Linked DNA regions of Homo sapiens: all the other regions are linked to region 1. The links are chromatin contacts, found by Hi-C or POLR2A ChIA-PET in ENCODE. All regions are on one chromosome and are shown on one strand. Each heading gives the region's core, a stretch centred on a gene start or an enhancer-like site at or near the end of the contact. The rest is flanking DNA. Distances are from core to core; before and after follow the strand shown.

Region 1 (4,878 bases), core at 891-3,390:
ATTAACACATATCATTTCTAGCCATTCTCATCTGTATTCCGGCATGGAACACTTCACATCATATTAAGTGAATAGCTTTTAGTTTATAAACAAACACTTATTTAATCATGAAACCGTCCAAGAAGGACTCCCCACCTTATTCTTTTTTTTACCTTCTCAGATCATATTTAGAAAGATTTCGTTGCCAGCTACATCAGCTACAAGTTAAAAAGAAACCTCTTAATACAGCAACAAATTTCCTTATTACTTTATTATAGTATGCCACCCCTACAGAGATTGTAAATTAAAGTATAAGATAATTATAAAAATACAAAATAGCAATGTAATTTTACACCACATACAAGAGAATACTTTCCAAAAATTATTCAATCTAAAATGAACAGCAAACTGATAAAGAGCTAATTCCACAGGCAAAAGACTGTCCCCGACTCAAATCTTCAGTATCTGGAACTGCCTTTCAAGATTCCTGTTAACTGCTGAACGTCTATTCAGCAATTTTAGTGACATTCTGGGTTTTTACGGTACTACTGAATACGAAACCATCATAAATTAACTTTATTGGGGCTCTGTACATTAGGGCCATCCAATGTCCTATTAAACACCAAATAATATATTCCATAACATTTTCTTCTAGTGATCAAGTTAAATACTAAAACTCTAAGAAGGCCAATTCTTTGATTTTCTCCACTCCTGAAGTGCAACAGTAACACTGAAGCTCTGAACTTAAACTGCACCCAAAACACTTCCTATCTTGATCTTCGTGGATCAATTCAAATTATTTCCCAGTTCGCATAATAAGAAATCAAAGAATAGATTAAACTGACAACCCTTAAAAGTTTTCACACCCTGAACCTAGTTGTCGAGTTTCTTAAACTTTTGTCTCGCCGTCTTACAATTTCATCTCTCAAATGGAGATGAAGAAAAACACCGAGTGAGATTGTCCACTGAGCTGTGAGTGATCCCAGGTCAGCCTGGTTCTCTGCCAGAAAAGACCAGGTGACATTTACTCTTCCTGTAGAAGTTTCTTTCTCTTGACCCTCAAGGAACCTTCCAGTATATTGTTATACTACTGTAATTCATCAGTAGTTACAATATTTCACTTCCCAAAGGAATCTCTTCCTTGCAAGATGACTACTCTCTAAAGACGCTTTCAAGACCGTCCACTCCTCAATTCCAGGACAGTAAACCTCCCTCGCTAGAGGAGAAAAAGTTCCTGAAAGACAGACCGGAATGGATTTGCTGAACTTTCGTCCCAATCTCAAAGCATGTAGACATCCAAGGGTTCCCAAGGAACAATGAGCTACAGAAGTACAGACTAAACGGGAAAGCAGAGGAAGTATCAGAACAATACCCAAACCAAACACAGCACCGAAAACCCGTGGTAGCCTCTATCATCCCAAACTACCGTCCCCACTTCCCTAGTTTCACCAAGGTCTCAAACTCGGAGAAATGGTACCCATCCCCTAATTTCCTCCCTCAACAGACAACAAACGCGTCATGAAGGTAGCAGCGAGAAAAGCAGCAGGCTCTGGTGGACCGGAGCCGTGATGGCTGGGTGGAAGGAGGCAAGCCAAGGGTTGTGTAAAGAATGGAAAGCTGAGCGATCCTGGAGGAGGGTGGAATTAGGGCGCCCGAGCTAATCCCCCGCGGGGGCCCGCTGGTGGGAAGAGACGGGGGGCGAACCGGCGAGGGGACTGGGGGCACCGGGCTGCGCTGGGCTTCTGGGTCGCAAGAAAGGGGAGCGGAGTCTGGCAGCCCCGCCAGTGGGTGGGTGACGGCGCCTGCCAGGGAGGAGGCTCCGTGCGGAGCGGACGTTTTGGGATTAGAGCGCGCGACCCGCCCTCCTCACGCCGCCCGAGCCCCCCAAGCTCACACCTCAAACCTGCTCTTGGTCACTCCGTTCACGTCCCTCCTCATGGGGCCGGCGGGTGCGGCCCGGGCCGGGCGCTGCGGCGAGCGGAGTGCACAGACCGGGGGCCCAGGACAGGCCCGGGAGTTCCGGGACGGGGACTGGGCGCCGGAGGGGTGACGCCGGGACCGTGGGACGGGAACAAGAGACCTCTCGGCTCCGGCTAGGCCTCCACCACCTCCCGCGGCGCCGGCGGCCGCAACGACTGCTCGTCGCTAGCTCGGCTCTCTCCTCAGCCTCAACTTCAACCCAAAACAAAAACACTCCCCACCTGCCAGCAACGCCGCTGCTCATTGGACAGAGCCGCCCGGGCCTCGGAGCGCCCGGGAGGGGGAGGGGCGGGAGGGGAGGAGCGCGGCGGCGGCGGCGCGAGACCACCCCTCCCCCACACGGGGCCGGCCCTGACGGCGCTCCCGGGAGCAGCCGGTGCGCGGCGGCGGCACGACCCCCTGCGCCTCCGAGGCAGACGAGCCCATCGGGAGAAGGCGAGGCAGGGAAGTGCCTGTGCGTGTGGAAAAGGGGGTCTGTGGGGCGGATGCGAGTGCGCGCGTGCTCGCGGACCAGCGAGGGAGAGTAGAGCAGTACCGCACTCTGCGCGGGGGCCCCTCTTCTGCCCCGTGTCCCCCTCTCCTCCCTCCGCGGGCAAACAGGCACGCACCTGCCTGCACAGAACCTCAGCCTCTGCCCGCGCCCGTCGCCCCTCGTCACTTGTTCCCCAGGATCCTGTAAGGCACCCGCATCCTTCCCGGCCACCCAGCTCCCTTCCCCTGTCACTCACTGTCGCCTTGAACCCAAAGTGCAGCAGGCGGTCCCTGCTCGGAGCCATTTTCCTCCTCTTCTGGATGTGTCTAGATTGGGGCAGTGCGGCTGCCGCCGCGCCTCCGCGGTTGCCGCCGCCGCCGCCTCCCCCGCCTCCCCCGCCCCAGTGCATTACATTACGGGGTGCTGCAGGGAGGCCTGGGGGGCCGGGGCCGGACGCTTGTCTCCCTGTGCATGGCTCGGGAGGGCGAGGGTGGTTGCGCTGAGCAACAGGCCAAGTGCCCGCCCTGGTCCGGGGATGGCTGCGGAGCTGCACCTGAGGCCGGGGGTCGGGGGTGCAGGGCTGGAGCCGGGCAACCCTTCCTTTGGCCGGGGTCGGGGCGCGCGTCCGTGGGGGTGGGGCGGGCGAGACCGAAGAGCCTTTGGTTTTCCTTGCTCGGCCGCCGCCGGCGCCCAATGGGCTGCAGCGCCTGCCTGTCCGCCAATCAGGGCGCTGTTTGGTGAGAGCTTCGGCCTGACGTCACTTTGGCGGGAGAAACAAGCGTGTGTGAGCGAGTAGGCGGGGGCGTTTTCCCGATGGAAACACTTCATCAGACTCCCGGGCTCCTTGTATAGAAGCTGATCTGTGTCATCATATTATATTATGTTTTAACAACTCTGGCCTTCAAGGTCTCAGAATTTATGACCGAATTTCCACGAAGGAATAACACAGGATTTTGTAGTTTTGTTGCCCCTTCTATGAGCAACAAACTACAAAATTATGTCCTAAGAGTGAACTATTAGAAACTGTATAATAAATTCCAGCACACCTGGCAGGAGCAGCAGCACTGCTAATTGTATGCTTCCAAAGCAGTTATGAGTTGGTCTTCCTCACACCCCTTTTAATTAGTGGTTTTAGCGACTGACTTGTTATGCGTCTAAGAAATTAACAAGAGCAACAAGTGCGGCAGATCTTTAAGAACAGGTATATTTTAGCTGGAGGACATATTACCCAACTCTTAAAGCACTGTACAAACTTTTTCTTTTTTTTTTTTTTTTTTTTTTTGAGACAGAGGTTCAACTCTGTCGCTTAGGCTGGAGTGCAGTGGCACGATCTCGGTTTACTGCAACCTCTGCCTCCCGGGTTCAAGCCTCCCAAGTAGCTGGGATTACAGGCGCGCCGCGCCGCACCTGGCTAAGTAGAGACGAGGTTTCGCCATGTTGGCCAGGCTGGTCAGGAACACCTGACTACAAGTGATCCGCCCGCCTCGGCCTCCCAGAGTGCTGGGATCTTTTTTCTTTTGTAGAGACGGGGTCTCCCTATGTTGCCCAGACTAGTCTGCAATTCCTGGGCCCAAGTGATCCTCCAGCCTCCTCCCAGTGCTGAGATTACAGGCCTCATGTGAGCCACCACGACCAGCGCGCCACCCCCCGGCTTTTTTTAATCCTAGAGGGGGCTTCCTAAAACCAGGGACCTAGCTTCAGAAACTCATTCTCAGGCCCACAAACCCAGGTCTGTCTTCTCCTCCTGTCCCAGGTACTTTTAATGTTTTTGCTTGACTTCAGCCAGTGGAATAAAAAAGCCTTTTCATTCTGTCTCATCTAAGAGCTGTTTTCTCCCAGCAAAAACTGATGCATTTGGTGAGTAACAATGGCAAAGGGATGGCCGGGCGCGGTGGCTCACGCCTGTAATCCCAGCACTTTGGGAGGCCAAGGCGGGCGGATCATAAGGTCAGGAGATTGAGACCATCCTGGCCAACATGGTGAAACCCCGTCTCTGCTAAAAATACAAAAATTAGCTGGGCGTGGTGGTGGGCGCCTCTAATCCCAGCTACTCGGGAGGCTGAGGCAGAATTGCTTGAACCCGGGAGGCGGAGGTTGTAGTGAGCCAAGATTGTGCCACTGCACTCCAGCCTGGGCGACACAGCGAGACTCCATCTCGAAAAAAAAAAAAATGGCAAAGGGTAGAAAAACTGGCCTACAGAGTAATAGAATGAAGACAAGTTTCACAGCTCCGTCAGTTACCAGTTGACCCATTTCAAGTAGTACTCAGGGAAGACATTTACTGTTGACTGACTCTTTAAAATTGACTGGAGTTTTGAACAAATGAAAAAAGTATTCAAAGGCTAAAATTTTATTACACACAGGCAAATTACTTTTTATCAAAGAAGTTTATTTGCATGTAAATAAACAGGTTATTTTGTAATGTTTCGGGAAAAAAATCCCACAAC
Region 2 (4,878 bases), core at 1,338-3,837, 230 kb before region 1:
TTATCACAGCTGTTTCTAAGCTAGGCCTTCCAATCTATGCGCCAAACTGCAAACAAAGCAATCTTGCTAATTGCTTACAATCCTTCCATTTCTGCATACGAGCTTCAGGACAAAGCCCAAACTCCTTAACATGACTCAAGGCCCACTGTGACCTGCTCCTGCCAATTCACCTTGAGAGCACACTTTGGTGGTGAGGTGCCAAGAATATGTCATGCATGTCCCCTGCTTTCTCTGCCTTGAACACTTTCCCCATTTGTCTGCTAACCATGCTTCCAGATTCTACTCAAGCCTCACCTCTGCCAGGAAGCCTCAGCTGACCTCCCCAGGTTATGGGACTAACCCCTCTTTCAGGTTCCCACAGTACCCAATGCTCCCACAGTACCCAGTGCTCCCACAGCAGAGAGCACATTATGCTGTGCTGAAATAATCTATGGCCCCTACGTAGACTTGTGCCTGGTACATAGGAGGTGCTCAATAAACATTTGTTCAAGGAAGAAACACAGGAATGAATGATTCTGTAGGAAGGCAGTGGGAAATGCACTATGCTGGGAGGCAGAGACTAGGCTCTCATCAACTTTGCCATTGGCTCCCCCAGGGAACTGGGGTCAGCCACTTGACCTCTGGGCCTGCCCAGTTTCCCTTTCCTTTGATCCACTAACTCCTCATCTGTAGGGTCTTGGGGGATGTCTTTTGCCCTACACACACACACACACACACACACACACACACACACACACACTCACTCATGTTGGGCCTCAGCACTCAGGTAGCGGACTCAGGAATTTTAGTCCTCCACGGCGACCAGCACAAAAAACAAGAACCAGGGTGGGCACAGTGGTTCATGCCTGTAATCCCAGCACTTTGGGAGGCCAAGGTGGGTGGATCACCTGAGATCAGGAGCCTGGCCAACATGGTGAAACCCTGTCTCAACTAAAAATACAAAAATTGGCCAGGCGTGGTGGCAGGTGCCTGTAGTCCCAGCTACTCGGGAGGCTGAGGCAGGAGAATCACTTGAACCTGGGAGGCGGAGGTTGCAGTGAACCGAGATCGCGCCACTGCACTCTTCAGCCTGGGCGACAAGAGCAAAACTCCATCTCAAAAAAAAAAAAAGAAAAAGAACCAGGAGGGAGGGGAAATAGTTTGAGGGTACTGTGTGAGGCAGGACACAGGTGGTTGCAGTAACTGTCAGAAGTCCACATCCTGCCAGCTGGGGATGGGAGGAATGGGTACACTCACCTGCTGACTTTCAGTCTGGGACTGGCAGAATCCCTGATTTTCTCTGACCTGCCCCCACAAGTAGTCTGCCTCCCTGTCCCCAAAGCTGGTTAGCAGGAACGAGGGGGGCATTAGTGGAGCCAGAAGCTCAGCCCCTCCCTCTCCTGAGGTGTTGGGGCACAGTGATGCCACAAGAGCAGAAAAACAGTCATGTGTATTTAAGACATTGCACCAGTGGGTCTGGATCTCACCCACTGAGCAACATTGAGCTTCCCATTGCCTTTGGCTCTACTTGTGGAGAGACAGGTAAGTGAAGGGGCTCAGGGCCAGTGTGGAGCTGGGACTGCCCAAGCAGCTCCTGGCTTGGGCACAATACATCAGAGGGCCAAAATCAAAGGATCATCTTTTCTTTTGAGTCAATGACTCAGGGCACAACATCTTCAGGCACCCACCCTTTCAACTCCCCGTGCATATCAGCAGCTCCCAGGTGCCTACGCTGACGACTATGTGGCGAGGACAAAGAAGCAGGCTTGGGAGGCAGCCACAAAGGACAGGACAGTGGTTTTATATATGGCAAAATACTTCTCCTAGGGGAGTACAGACAAATATAGACAGACAGATGGGGGCACAGGACACCAGACAGGGAGGGGGGAAGGGAGGGCAGTGGTGTCTTCTAATCAGTAAGTGGAAGCTGCACCCCACCCCCAGGTGGAGGGTGGGACATTGGCACAGGAGGTGGCGAGACAGGCATGAGGTGCCCATCCCTGAGGCGGGCAGCCGGGCAGGCCCCAGTCCTTGTTGGCACACTCGGCTCTCTCTGGCCCAGCTGGGATGCTGGGGAGGGGCAGGGTTGCTGGGCTACAGGGATGCCAAGGCAAAGGGATGCCCCAGGGGAGAGGGGGTACCAAGGCCTCTCCTGGGGGAAGTGAACATGGGTAACAAACAGAATCACGAGAGGCAAATACAGAGCAGCAACAGCAGCAGCCAAGCCCCCCAGAGGAGATCCGAGGTCCCAAGGCAACCCCTGGGCACCATCCCACGGGTCCTCTCCCCTGGGGCCTCAGGGTGAGGGTGAAGGAGCAGTTTTTTGGTTTAAAATGAGGCGGACCAGAGTGTTCCATGGGCTCCACACCCAGGTGGCACAGGGATGGGGGGCTCAGATGCAGAGGGGCCCCCTCTACTAATGGCAGCAGGCAAGGGATGTTGGAGGCCAAGCTCATTCCTGGGGTAGGCAAAGGCTGAGGCATGGAGGTGGGGGGTGGGGAGCAGCGTCTCGGCCGCTCACTCCTCAGGGTTCTGGGCCCTGGACGTTGCCATGGCCACGGAGGGTAGAGGGTGCTGTATGCCTGCCAGCTTCCACCCAGAACCCTCCCCAAGACAAGCTCCCCATGGGGTGTCCATGCTATGGCTTTCACCGACCAGACGATGCTGCCAGGAAGCTGGGAGGAAGGGGCAGGCAGGGTGAGGGACCTTGGATCTGGGGTCTGGGGAAGAGAGCCCCCATGGGAAAGAATCTGTGGCCTCCCTTTCCAGGAAAAGCGCCCAGCCCTTCCCCAGTACTGCAGCTTGGGAGAAGGAGAGCCATCCCACTTAGGACCGTCACTTAGGGCCCCGAGTAGAAAGAGTTAAGGAAGTGCACCTTTTCTCTAGGAGGGTGAGGGAGGAGAGCCCCTTAAGATGGGAGAAAGGGGACACTTCAGAAAGGTGGGTATCCCCCATCCATCCACAACAGGCAGGTAAAAACCGACAGCTGGGGCTTAAGGGCCTCCCGGGAGCTGGGATGGTAACACCAAAGAAACCCCAAGCTTTGAGCAAAGGCATCTGAAAGGAGGGAGACAGCGCCCCCTGGAGGCGAATACATGTCAGGTGTGAGCCCCTCGCTCCCTCCCCTCCCCTGGGCTCAGAGCCCTTCCTCCCGCCGTGTGGCCCCTGCCTCTCAGCGAATGTAGACGCCTCGTCCCCAGCCCTCCAGCTCATTCTTGTTGCGCCCCAAAACTGGACCCCCACCCTCAGCGCAGTAGCGGGCCTTATTCCGGCCCCGGTTCCGGTTGTCGGTCAGCTCTTCCTCATAGTCTTCTTCCTCGTCCTCCCAGGATCCCTGTCGGGCTGGGGGCGTGCCGCCCCCTGCAGGGTCTCCAAGCCCTGGCCCCTCTGAGGGGTCAGTCTCCATGTCCACACATGAGTCTCCCAGCTCCGTGTAGGCAGAGTTTCGGCTGCCGGGGGTGTCGGCATCAAAAGTGTCTTGGCGGGACAGTGCCCGTAGCGTGCCTGCCCGGCCTGGTGGGTGGCTGCTGGGGTAAAGGCCTGGGGGCTGGCCCAGCTCCCCTGGGTACTCGTGCATGCTGGCGTGCTCCCCGGTGGCCCGTTCCAGTGGCTGGTCCCCGGAAGCAAGGTAGGGTCCCTGGTTAGCAGACGGACAGCACACACCATGCAGATCAGGCAGGGGTGAGAAAAACACAACAAAGCAAGGCAAGTTAGTGACAGCATTAAGAGGTCCGGCCTGGATGAAGAGGGTGCTGGCTCTAGAGGAGGGGCCCCGGGGACAAACGGCTCTGGAGCCCAGCCAGAGGACAGACCTCAGGGCATTTGCTCCTCTCTCGGGACAGGGGGCACCCGACCTTCAACAGATGTGAGGACATATGAACTCTCAGGGCAACTATGGCCAACAGCCGTGAGCCATGAGTCACCGCTTCCTCAGTGCAGGTCATTAATGCTATCTTGGGGCTAACTGTCATTAACAGCTCAGTATTGCCACTCATTAGCGGTTGATTCGGTTAGTCATTGCCTTTGGTTTTCCAAATATATTAACGGGATTTCAGCTCAAACCTGCTGACCCTGGCTTCTTCGACCCACACCAAACCCCAATCTCAGGCTTCCAGAACCCCATGCTTCTCCCACCATTCCCTAGTCGGATGACACCATCTCCAAGGCTGATGGGATTCCTCCCTTGCCCCCAACAAGCACTCAAAGCAGCAAGCTGGGGAAGGCTGCTGGGTCTCCCCCTCCTACTGAAGATGAAGAGGTGGCCCAGTGTCCTTATCATCAAATGTCACGTGGAGGTGGGGCACAAGAGGGGTTCCAGTCCCTCCCCTGCCATGTCAAGCTGTGTGACCCTAAGCAAACAGTTCCCCTCTCTGTGGCCTCATTTCTTGGTTGTAATGTGATGGGGGTTAGACCTGAGTAGCAGTTTCCAAACTGTTACCTAGAGATCTGGGGTGGCATTGGGTGGGAAGGGCACAGAAGTGCTTCAGGGGTCCCCATGGAGGTGGAGGGGAGGCCATTCCCCTGGCTCCCTCAGGGCAGAGCAAGGATGCATTATCTAACATCCTCAGCTTCCACGTAAGATTCATTGAACAAATGGGCTCTGTTGCTGAAAACAAATTTGAAAGCTACAGTCTAGAATGATTTCATGGGTTTCTTCTGGCTCTTAAGACCTTATACTTAATGGTGTGCCATCAAGAGGTGGGCTGTGGCTCCCATGGGAGGAGGGCAAGGCAGGATGGGTCTCCCATGGGAGGTCCTTTCCTGGACTTTAACTGGGAGAATGGTGGAAGGTTCAGCATCAAGTCATAGAAGATGCCACATTCTTGGTCCCTCTTGAGGGGCCTTGTGGAGTCAGGGCTCCAGGGAGGGAGAGTCCAGGTTTAACGTAGGTTTCCCTGG
Region 3 (4,878 bases), core at 973-3,472, 220 kb after region 1:
TTGTATTTTAGTAGAGATGGGGTTTCACCATTTGGCTAGGCAGGTCTCAAACTCCTGACCTCAAGCGATCCACCCACTTTGGCCTCCCAAAGTGCTGGGATTACAGGTGTGAGCCACCATGCCCAGCCGTTTTTTGTTTTTTTTAGAGACAAGAGTCTTGCTATGTTGCCCAGACTGGACTCAAATACCTGGCTTCAAGCAATCCTCCCACCTGAGCCTCCCAAGTAGCTGGGACTACAGGCCCACACCACTGTGCCCTGCCTGACTTTTTAATTGGGGTCCACAGGGAGGGAAGGGAATAGTCTAGAGAGGTAGGGTCTCATGGGCTCACTCCCCATTTTACAGATGAAGAAGCCACAGAGAGGGGAAGCAACCTGCCTTGTGTCACACAATAAGTGAGTGGCAGAGCTGGGACTGGAAACCAGGACTCTGTTGCCACTTTGGGGTCCTCTCATTCCCAGAGCCTCAGCACTCTGTGTGATAACATACTTATTAATGTAATAATGACAATGGTGAGTGCTATCTGTGCCAGGCACTGGCCTTCACAGGAATCATTTTATTCTTGACAAGACATCTGTGGGAGGGATTCCTAGTACCACCACTTAAAGACCAGGATGCTGAAGCACAGAGAGGTTGCCGTCAAGGCTGATGTGTCAAGGTCACATAGCTAGAAAGTGGCAGAGCTGGGATTTGAACCAAGTTTGACTTGACTCCAGGGCTCATGCTCTTACTATTATAAAGTGTGTCCCTTTCTCTGAAACCGCTGTGGTCTCCACACCGTAGGACCAGCAGACCCCGCAATGGAGAGGGAAAGGAGGGTGCCCTGGGAAGGACTTGTGCCCAGGGTTTGCCCTCTGGCAACTGGCCTCTGGCCAGGTCCCCAAGTCACAGGAGCCATGATGCCCTGGCCTGGATCTATCAAGTTCTGCTCATGGGTGGGTAGGTGGGTGGAGGCTGCTTCTAAACACAGAGAGGGAGCAGTCACATTAACCATGGAGTTTTTCCACCCTGTATATACCACTTTCCTCAGCTTCTTCAGAAGACTCCCTCCTAGCCCTTGCAGACTCAGTGAGGTGCTGCCTCCACCAGGAAGTCCTCCCTGATGTCCCCTGATGGCGCTCCAGCCTCTGGCCCTTGGCACCGCGTTGAACATTTGGGGATGGACAGACCAGCTTCAGGAGCCCCAGCTTCACCACTTGCTCACCAGCTACCTGCAGCCCCCGCCCCCGTCTGCCCTCCTGTCTGTAAAATGGGAATAAGAAGCCCTGCCTCACAAAATCTTTGCAAGGAGGAGCAGCGGCGTCCTAGGAGCAAGCACCTGGCGCCCGGTGAGCCCCCGCCACTCGCTCCTTCTCCTCCTTGTCCTTCTCCTGGCTTGCTCCCGGTTCTCTCCTCGCCACCCCCGCCCCGCGCCTGGCACGGCGCCCGGCGCGCCCCAGCCGCCCAATCCCGGCTCGCAGCCCTGACTTCCTGCCCGCCGGGCTCCCTCGGCACGTGCCCCGCGCCCCATGGGACCGCGCGCCCTCCCGGGGCGGCCTCCCCGCGGCCTCCCGCTTGGGGGAGCCGGGCTTGGGGGAGCGGGTCGCCCCGGCTCGGAGGTGGGGTCGGCGGGGGCCGGGCGGGCCGGCCGCGGCGGCGGGAAGGGGACGCTGCCCCTTTAAGGTGCCACCGCCGCGTGGCAGGGAAACAGCTTGTGCCAGCCCCATTCCGCCCGGCTCCGTTCGCTACAAGAAACACAATGCATAACAATCAGGCGCGCGCTTGGAGCCATGCCACGCGGCGGGGGCGGGGCGGGGCCGCGCGCCGGGCGGGGCGGGGGCTCCGGGGTCTCGGCCCCCGACCTGCGTCCTGGGCCCGCAGGGGAGTCCTGCCCCATGCTCCCGGGCGGGGCCGCCCTGTGCCCCAGCGAGGTGCCCCGGTGCCCCCCGCCTCGCCCGCGCTTGCCCCTCCCTCCCCGCCATCTCGCTCCCTACAAAGTTCATTCCCACTAACTCTTTTCCAGGCCACTTCCCCCTCACATCTGACAATCGGGGCCCCTCATTCTCCCAGTAATCACTCCACTGCACTAATTGCACATGCAAATATGCAAATGCGTATTAATTAATTACTATACTAATTAGTTCTGTGGTATTTGCGAGTAATAAATCATTGGATGGGAGCGAGGAAGCTGGAGACCTGGCCCATTTTCATTCTGCATAAAATTTTAATGGTCTCTCTGGCTGATCCGGGACGGCAGCGCGCGGAGAGGCTCTTAAAGGGCCAGTGGCGGCGGGAAGGGGCAGCGGTGGGGATCGCCGTTGACCCCGGCGGGGACTGGCACCCTAGAAGGAGTTGGAGATGCGGCCTCACATTCTGCAGGGGCCGTCTCCGGCGTGCGGTGGCTTCTGCCTCCCCCTCTGGGGCTCAGTGTCCTCCTTAGTGGCTTCTAAGGAGAGAACCTGGGCGGGGACCAGGAGCTGAACTAGGATTCTTTAAGAAAGGAAAGAGGTCTAGGAGATGTGAGAGGCCAATGCCAAGGCTTTGGGGCCCCAGGTAGCCTGGGAGACAGGAATGAAGACTCCATCTCCTGGATGGCTGAGTAAACTGAGGCACAGGACAGGCAAATCTTAGCTCCCACCCCTCTTCTCCCAAGGGGAAGGAAGCTAGAAGGATGTTCTGGTTGGCCCCAGCCTTTTCTTATATCTGGTGGGCGCCACAAGGTTGGGGGTGCCTCCAGCTTTCCCCTTCCACACGATCAAACCGCTGCCCCGCCCCCATGGGCACCAGCTGGCACCCTGGCAGAGTAGTCCTGGGCTTGAGTGGGCCCTGGGGACCCTGCTTTATTTCCAGGAGGTAGTCAGGACCCGGGCACAGGGAGGGGGCTGGCTGCTTTGCAGGGCCATTGACTGGGGGAGGCAGACAGAACCAGTTGTGCTCATGCCAGGGCGTAGGAGGATGCCAGAGGTGGGCACCTTAAGGAGGTGGGGACTGTGGGCCTGTCCTGAGCCGGTATTCCCCGTGCCAGGGTCTCTAGTCTGGTTCTGCTCAGCCTCCAACCTTCTGCCATCAACAAGCCCCTGGATAAGGCACAGCCTAAGGAGGGTCAGTGCTCTAGTGGGGGCCGATGATAATGACAGCAACTAACAAGACTATTAACTCGGCAAACATTTATTTAGCTGGAGAACTGTTCAGCAAGCTCTAGGTGCCTCACGACCCCCCAGTGACACAAGTTCTGTTACAGTCTCCGTTTTAAGGATGGAGAAACAGGGGCACACGAAGGTTAAGCAACCTGCTCAAGGTCACCCAGCTGTGAGTAGTGGAGTGGAGTTTGAACCCAGACAGTCCAGCTGTGTGTGGGTTCTTTCCAGCACACCACCTCTCCCCACCACCATTTCTGCAGCTCCTGCTCTGAACCACATCCTTTGCTAAGAACTTCATGGGCAGTATCCCATCCAAACCTTGCAACAACCCAGAAGGTAGGTTCTGGAATTATCTCCATGTGGAACACAAGGCTCAGAGAGGTTGACTAAGCTGCTCTGGAACACACAGGGAAGATGTAGCAAGGCCAGGCTCACACCTGGCTTGTGTGAGGGCAGAGTCCAACAGAGTCCTCCAGGCCCTCTGATCCCTCCCCATCTCTGCCCCTGCTGGGATCTCTGCCTCCTGGAAGAGCAAGAGGGCGTTGTGGTAGCCCCTGATGACTAGAGAAATGGAAGGGCTTTCAGTTAGATGGTAGAGAGAACTTGCTTCTTGAAAGGTGGGAGCTCCAGGGGCTGGGGTGGGATGGAGCCTTTTCTTCCTTTCCCAGACAGGCCAAGGAAGGGCCTTGGCTGTGTAGTGGGAGATGGGTGGGGATGGGGGTGGAGGGGTGGGGGAGAACAGAAGGGCCCAGAATGATAAAGCCTTGTGAGGACCACAGAACTCAGGAATCCTGGCTGGGTTTTAAAAATTTTGTCCCTGATAGGCCGGACGCGGTGGCTCCCACCTGTAATCCCAGCATTTTGGGAGGCCAAGGCGGGCAGATCACTTGAGGTCAGGAGTTCGAGACCAGCCTGGCCAACATGGTGAAACCCTGTGTCTACTAAAAATACAAAAATTAGCCGGGTGTGGTGGCGGGCATCTGTAATCTCAGCTACTTGGAAGGCTGAGTCAGGAGAATTGCTTGAACCTGGGAGGCGGAGGTTGCGGTGAGCCAAGATCACTGCCACTGCACTCCAGCTTGGGCGACAAGAGCAAGACTCCATCTCAAAAAAAAAGAAAAAAAAATTTGTCCCTGCATTCCTACCTGCCCCCCACCCATTGCCCCTGGAAATGTCTTGGGCACCCCCACCTCAAGAATTGCTATTTGGGTTTCCTATTTGGGTTTTCCAGGAGCTTCGGTCTCCAGCAGGGGGATGAGAAGATAATACTAAGCAACACTTTGTAATAAATCACTTGTTTTTTTAAACTGTGTGCTTATGAGCATCAACTTGCTTAGTTTTCATAATTCTATTGTTATCCCCGTTTTATAAATGGAGACACCGAGGAAGGAAAGACAGGTTAAATGATGTGGCCAAGGTCACACAGCTACTAAGTGGTAGAACTGGGACTTGAGCTTCTGAGCTGGGGTGCTTCACCACCCTGCACACGCTGAGCCAGATTGACCCCCTTGCCCAGCAGTCAGGGATCATGGTGGCAGGTGGCCTTTCACCCTGGGTCCCTTTGGAACTTGCAGATGCAAGGAGAAAGAACAGGCCTCAAGCCCGCAGTTCACATGGCCCCTCCCCATGTGAATTTTCATGGTGCTGTTTATATGCTAGCAGAAGCTGGGCAAAGTGAGTATTCAGGTGGCCCTGATCCCTCCACACTGGAGCCTCAGGACGGGTGGGCACTGGGAGCTCCAGAACAGGATGCTATCCC

What was found. Hi-C counts contacts between places; a loop is a spot of excess contacts on that map. ChIA-PET counts read pairs that join two places held with the same protein, here RNA polymerase II (POLR2A). Pooled maps may share reads with other maps.
Region 2: a pooled map shows a loop between it and region 1 (2.1-fold over the local background). The contact joins the promoter of CACNB1-AS1 here to the promoter of FBXL20 in region 1. A Hi-C loop is called at or near these places in 3 of 50 pooled maps. POLR2A ChIA-PET finds 5 or more read pairs at or near these places in 2 of 52 experiments (GM12878 and activated naive CD4-positive, alpha-beta T cell).
Region 3: a loop to region 1 is called in a map of CD8-positive, alpha-beta T cell, with 6 times the contacts of the local background. The contact joins the enhancer-like site here to the promoter of FBXL20 in region 1. A Hi-C loop is called at or near these places in 1 of 168 maps with a recorded cell type or tissue (CD8-positive, alpha-beta T cell) and 6 of 50 pooled maps. POLR2A ChIA-PET finds 5 or more read pairs at or near these places in 1 of 52 experiments (HEK293).

Annotation. Positions count from the first base shown.
Region 1 is chr17:39,399,486-39,404,363 of GRCh38, forward strand. It overlaps FBXL20 (F-box and leucine rich repeat protein 20), which reads right to left and starts at 2,141. Exons shown (of 15, transcript NM_032875.3): 1 at 1,876-2,141. The coding sequence starts at 1,917. It overlaps MED1 (mediator complex subunit 1), which reads right to left. Exons shown (of 17, transcript NM_004774.4): 17 at 4,800-4,878. RefSeq lists silencers at 1,394-1,686, 1,751-2,180, 2,211-2,410, 2,441-2,520, 2,771-3,160 and 1 more.
Region 2 is chr17:39,172,042-39,176,919 of GRCh38, forward strand. It overlaps CACNB1-AS1 (CACNB1 antisense RNA 1), which reads left to right and starts at 2,588. Exons shown (of 4, transcript XR_934743.3): 1 at 2,588-2,676; 2 at 3,822-3,918. CACNB1 (calcium voltage-gated channel auxiliary subunit beta 1) reads right to left here. Exons shown (of 14, transcript NM_000723.5): 14 at 1,412-3,616. The coding sequence ends at 3,152. RefSeq lists enhancers at 3,367-3,968, 4,745-4,878.
Region 3 is chr17:39,616,374-39,621,251 of GRCh38, forward strand. No RefSeq gene overlaps it. Among named protein-coding and RNA genes, the nearest start is that of PPP1R1B, 8.1 kb to the right of the region's middle. RefSeq lists silencers at 1,478-1,577, 1,658-1,797 and enhancers at 1,859-2,362, 2,030-2,530, 2,531-3,031. Within about 2 kb of position 2,223, at least 14 of the 41 ENCODE cell types and tissues checked have a DNase peak (open chromatin) inside an H3K27ac peak, as active enhancers do.